2 separate regions of the Homo sapiens genome follow, and region 2 is linked to region 1. A link is a contact called in ENCODE POLR2A ChIA-PET data. All regions are on one chromosome and are shown on one strand. The core of a region is the stretch at or near the end of the contact, and the rest is flanking DNA. Distances in the headings are between cores, read along the strand shown. Region 1 has its middle 5.6 kb from the start of C6orf141. Region 2 holds the start of CRISP1 (cysteine rich secretory protein 1).

Region 1 (3,207 bases), core at 1-2,500:
ACTATTGCATTAGGGGAGAGAGATTGAACTTAATTCCTTTGAAACAAAAGGTGGGAATATTTTAAGCATTAAGGCGAGCTAGAGAAAAACTACGAGACAATGTTAAAAGGGACATTGGTCAATGTGATTATGCCATCTATGTTTGCTGATTGGCACTTTGAGAAGCTGGGCTTCCACCCTCCCACAGAGACTGATAGTTAGAGACCTCTGAGTTTTGTTTGTTTGTTTGTTTGTTTTCAGTGATTACACTTCACAGTAATGGCTCCTAGGTCCTCAAGAAAGACATACCTGGATCTTTCTTAGATTTACATTTCAAAGGGGCAGAGAAATAATTTACCATTCAAAGTCTTCTAAAGTAAATGCTCTAAGAAAAGGAAAGTCAGGGACCTAAGTCAAGAAGCTTATCTGAAATTTAGTCAAGCTGAGGAATGGGTAAGATCATCTTGGCCACTACAAAGCTTTCCTATTGCCCTACCTGCCTTCGCTTTCCTGCCAAGCACAAATGATGTTGGCTGACTCTCTTATTATAGCAAGCTCTGCAAACACAGCCTCTGTTTGTTCTATTTTGGGGAGGGCTGCAGTCTCCTCAAAATACTCTTGTTCTGTTTATTTATTAATTATTATTATTATTTTGAGATGGAGTTTTGCTCTTGTTGCCCAGGCTGGAGTGCAATGGCGCGATCTCAGCTCACTGCAACCTCCTCCTCCTGGGTTCAAGTGATTCTCCTGCCTCAGCCTCCTGAGTAGCTGGGATTATGGGCATGCACCATCACCTCGGCTAATTCTGTATTTTTAATAGAGATGGGGTTTCTCCATGTTGGTCAGGCTAGTCTTGAACTCCTGACCTCAGGTGATCCACCTGCTTTGGCCTCCCAAAGTGCTGGGATTACAGGCGTGAGCCACCGTGCTTGGCCTCTTGTTCTGTTTTAAGGTTAGAAATGTAAGTTTGAATTTGGTTAGTTCCTTGCTTTGAAGATAACCAAGTCTTAATGTTTTGTTTGTGACTATTGGCTGCATAATGCCTGAAAACCAATCATAACTCCTTACTCTCTCCAAAGTAATCTGGACTTTATCTTCATCTAGAGAAGTAAATTCACAGATTTGCCCTCCCTAATTACAGAGCAAAGTACTGACTGCAGTTATAGAGATGTCATGGTGTTCAAGAGTCACAGCCCTTTGTTTACTTATCTGAATCAGTTGATTCAAATTCTGGCTCCACCTTTTCCCCACCCCTCTCAATTCATCACAAGTGGCTGACAAGTTCTGACTCAGCCTGCAGAGTTGCAATTGTGCAATGTGTTAATGACTTCCTGCTTTTTCACCTTTACAGGAGTTTTTTATAATGTATTATTTCATATTCCTAGACAACAAAATAGCCATATTTCTGAAATAGTTTGAAATTCAATGATGAGTCAATGGTTCATTAGGACAAACTTTCAAATAATAAGGCTCTTTAAAAAAGACACTATAAAGCTTCATAGAGATCTCTTCGCCAATTTACCCATTCATATCCTCTATCTTTCACCTTCCTGTAATCTTTAACTGTGTTCAAAACTCTATGAATTATTATCTTCATGGCATTGTTAACAATTAATTGGGAATACAGAATAAAAAAACTTTTCAGTTTTGGTAAGTGACAAAATAGGATACAGAACTAAATATATGAGAATATGTCAGTGTTTCTCAAACTTTAATGTGAATCATCCAATGATCTTGACAAAATGCGAATTCTGATTCAACAGATCTGGAATGGGGCCTGAGATTCTACTTTTCTAAAAACCTTCTTGGAGATGCCCACGCTGCCGTTTCACAGAACGCCCATCTTGAGTAGCATCAGTATATGTTTGTTTATATACAGATCATATTCAGAAAATATACAGAGGTTACATTAATACTACTTTATATAGTTTATGCTTAGAAAGATGTATGTATATATGTAGGTATATTCACATGAAAATACAATAAAATAAAACCACACTTGGCCAGGCATGGTGGCTGATGCCTATAAGCCCAGCATGTTGGGAGGCCAAGGCAGGAGGATTGCTTGAGTCCAGGATTTTAATACTAGCCTGGGCACGCCAGGTGCGCGGTGGCTCACGCCTGTAATCACAGCACTTTGGGAGGCTGAGGTGGACAGATCACGAGATCAGGAGATCGAGACCATCCTGGCTAACATGGTGAAACCCCATTTCTCCTAAAAATACAAAAAATTAGCCGGGCGTGATGGCGAGCGCCTGTAGTCCCGGCTGCTCGGGAGGCTGAGGCAGGAGAATGGCATGAACCCGGGAGGCAGAGCTTGCAGTGAGCGAAGATTGCGCCACTGCACTCCAGCCTGGGCAACAGAGCGAGGCTCCGTCTCAAAAAAAAAAAAAGACTAGCCTGGGCAACATAGCAAGGTGCTGTCTCTATAAAACAAAAACAAAACAAAACAAAAAATTCATGCTTGAAACTTGCCAAATATTAAAAGAGATTTGGGGTCATCTGTAAATTTTTGTTTCCTTTATTATATCTTCTTTTTCTTCATAATATTTTCCCAATTTTTATGCAGTGTATACAACTGTTTCTTTTAATAAAAAGTTTTTTTCTTTTTCAAAGCAAAGAGCCACATCAAGTTTTATCACCAAGCACTGGTAACATCCAACAAAAATAAGCAGTAAGTCAAATGTAATGATTCCCAAAAGGAGATCATGGTTGTAAACAAAGAGTTTTAAGAGAGGATAACACTTGCCTGATCCTGGGGGTTATGCGATTCTGACATTTATCTTATGGTCACTGGAGTGGCTTCTGGAAGTCTTTGATGCGGTTCATCCACCTAACACAATTTTAGATAATCATGTTTTTCAGAGGAGTAGAGGTAAGATCAAAGAGCCAAGATCCAGTCATTCTCAGAGATTTCTTAGTATTGAGGATGCCCAAGTTTCACTTTGGATGCACTCCCAGGACATTTGTAAACGGGATAAGATTTCTCAGGCTCTTCAAATAACAGGGTTCTGCTTGGATCAGGAACACCTGTGAAGCAAATTCAACAGTATTTGGACTTACTACTTTTTGTTTCCAATGAAAAGGAACTCTATATTAAATGAAATCTATAAACATGTTCTAGGCAGTTAATAGGGAAGTTGAGTAAGCACTTTAAAAATAAATTTTCATTGCTTGAAACAGTGAGAAAAGGAAAAAAAAAATCACTTAAAATTAACTCAAACAGGC
Region 2 (3,207 bases), core at 495-2,994, 310 kb before region 1:
TCTATGAAAATAGGAAATTTATGAACAGAAACAGCCAACTGGCACCCATGTTTGGGACTCACATGCAAATCAAGTTATTCCTTGCTTTCCAACACTTCCCAAATTCTTTTAAAACCATATATGAAGCTGGATAGCAACTCTATATGAAGACATCAGTGCTATAAATACAGACAGCATTGTGTTGGGTAGAGCAATGCCAGGAATTGCCAGGACCAACAGATAAAACCAGAGCAATTAAGTTTCCATAAACACTTGACTTGATGTTGAATCAACACTCTCCTTTATAAACAGCAGTTTAGCAAGAAATAAATGACAATTATACATTTCTAATATATAAACCATGCTGGTTTGGTGAAGTAATAGCATTCTTTTGCAGCTTTCTTTTTACAATGTAGTTTGTTGGAGAAAGTTGCTCAATAATTTGGAAGTGTTAATTTCAAGATCATGTAAAATTCTTTAAAGCCAATTAAAGTTAAGCTAAAGATAATTCATCTTATCTATGAAAGAGTTTACAGATAAGCTTTTCTATGTTTTTAGATTAACACCATCTCCCTCAACCAAAAGAGAAATTCTTCTAGGTATAGGTGAGCAATTTTTAGTGATGTTTAGTTCTCCTTTCCTGCAGATGGTTTTCTGGACATTCATTATATACTTTAACAAGACCAGAAAGTTCTATCTTAAGAGACTCTGATCTTTCTTTTAATTTTTATTTCCTAACCCTCACCCCAGAACTAACACAAAATAACTTATGACTACACAATTCTTACCTTATTTTTACTCTTTCCTTTTAGATATTCAATTGCCCTTTCTTAAGCAAGATACAAGAAAAATATTTTTTATTAAATAATAATGTATTCTTTCTTACAAAGAACAAAGACTTAATTCATAATTTTAAAAAGAGGCCAGCAAGCTATGACTTCAATATAAGCGACCATGCACTCACATATACAAACATTTCCCAACTTTTCAGAATAATAAGACAATTCAAAAACATCTGATTACACCTAGTTTCAGAGTAAATTTTCTATTCTCATATGTGATTTCTGTCTGTGTGATATTTCTTTCTTTGTTCTAAGTGTCCTGTGATATTTCTCATCATGTGACTCAAATGATTTCTGGAATTTTTAGTGTTTTACAATTTAGTGTTCAGTATTTCTAGACCTCTCAAGGTAGTTAGTTGCTTCCACATTGTTTCTGGACAAATCTCTATTAGAATTCTCCCAAATTGCAGAAGTTTTCCTTTTAACCAGGAAGGTCTTAGGAAAATGGACTACTTATCTTTTCATTCCCAGAGCCTCTCCAAGTATGTGACACATTATAGAACAGTTACCAAACTCCATAAGATTGTGTAGTTTATATGTTTGGTGATTCTATGTATCCTCAGCATCTAGAAGAGAGCATAAATCATCTTAAGACCTCAATAAATAATTACTGAATGAATTTAATAAAGTTGAGAAGTTTCTGGACCAGCAAGTCATTTTCCCTTACAGTGACCTTTGTTATCTGATTGTGGCTCTGCTGAATCATGCAACTAATCTTTGCAGTTAGTTCCCAGGGTAAAAGTTTAAAATTGGTGAGTTCCATTGATGATGTTGCCTTGGTTACAAACTAGAAATGTCCCCATAATCATGATTTGTAATCTTCACAGACTCTAGATTTGTTCTGATTATCATGTATTCATGCCTGGTGTCCACCGTAAATCCCTTGATCTGTTATAGGCATTTACCTTGTACTGACTACCTCATTGAACAAATCTCCCCTGTGGACTGTCATTTAAAAGCACAAATACACTACATAGAGAAAGGCTTGGTTCTTATCAGGACACAAATTTAAAGGCTGTGTGGACTTGGGTAAGTTATATAATATCTTTGTCAGTTTCTTTATTTGAAAATAAGATTCATAAGTGACTACCCAAAAGCATTGTTATAATGTTAAATGAGATTACATGCAAAGTTTTATTCTAATGCTATTGTTATCTAAAAGTAAATGTTAGTTATCTCCATGCTTTTAATAAAGGTGTTTATAAGCTGATATACTATCCAAATATAAAGTAATATTACATGTTGAGTTCATTCTCATGAACTTCTTGGGGAGGGCTTAGAAGAAACATTTTTTCACGTAGGGACAATTACCATAGGGTTATATAGATCTGAAAATGACAACGTAGGCATCTTTTATTTCACAAAATATTGAAAATGCTGCCAAAAGAATTAGCCAGTAATAAGGGGCCATAGTCAAACAGGTAGTGGTCCTCTGTCACTTTTATAACTTGACATTTTGTTTTCGGGAGTTGCTAGACATTTAATGGATAATGGCGATTAAAGATTTATTTTACAGACTGTAAGGCAGCCTCTATCAGAACCAAGACAGCATGAAGGAGAAATTGAGAACTAGTGATGGGCCCCAGCGGGCAGGATTTTAAGCTGTCCAAACTTCTTTCTGCAGTCTTTCCATCTGCCAGTCTCCACCCTTGTTTCAAGTCTCCAGGGTCTTCATGCTAGGTCTTGGACTTGTAAATTACACAACTTTTGTGCCCCACCTCAGCCCTCCTCAACTTCCCTTTGGGCCCTTCCTGCTCCCTCACTCCCTTTCCAGTTTCTATCTCAATCCCATTAATGCTTTGTACTCTCTGAATTATTCTCTCCAAAACTGCTTATGGAAATCTTACCTTTAGTAATATATACCAAAGCAACCACCAACCACCTTCCTTTTGTTTTCACAAAGACCTTTTACATATAATGCAATGGATCAAATTGACTATAATGAGAGAAAATCATTAGACAAGAGAATTTGGAAGAAATATGACTGCACACTTCAAATAATATCAGATAATCATCAAATAGCTGGTATTTATGTCTTACAAATATGATAGTTTGCACATTTAGATTTGTAAAAATAAGATGGTACTCACATTTAAATCTATAACTCAAGGGAAAACAATTTTTGTTTTTAGTGGAAGGTAGTTATCAGAATCCTTATCTTTTCTCTATTAGATATTCCATTGACCTCATCTCTTTTATAAAAATGATCATCCTTTCCCCACTCAATTGCATTTGAGACTTTGTCATAAATCAGATGACTATGTATGTGAATTTGTTTCTGTATTACATAATATGCCATTGGTCCATTTATCTGTATTTGTGTTACTAGTACTCTGTCTTAATGACTTCAGCATTATAGTGAGTTTTAATACTTGGTATTGTAAAT

The links. ChIA-PET counts read pairs that join two places held with the same protein, here RNA polymerase II (POLR2A).
Region 2: POLR2A ChIA-PET joins it to region 1 with 19 read pairs in BJ. The contact joins the promoter of CRISP1 here to the enhancer-like site in region 1. POLR2A ChIA-PET finds 5 or more read pairs at or near these places in 3 of 52 experiments (AG04450, BJ and common myeloid progenitor, CD34-positive).

What each region holds. Positions count from the first base shown.
Region 1 is chr6:49,554,679-49,557,885 of GRCh38, reverse strand. It overlaps a transcript of C6orf141 not described here. Among named protein-coding and RNA genes, the nearest start is that of C6orf141, 5.6 kb to the right of the region's middle. Within about 2 kb of position 1,250, at least 6 of the 41 ENCODE cell types and tissues checked have a DNase peak (open chromatin) inside an H3K27ac peak, as active enhancers do.
Region 2 is chr6:49,865,072-49,868,278 of GRCh38, reverse strand. It overlaps CRISP1 (cysteine rich secretory protein 1), which reads left to right and starts at 1,744. Exons shown (of 8, transcript NM_001131.3): 1 at 1,744-1,850.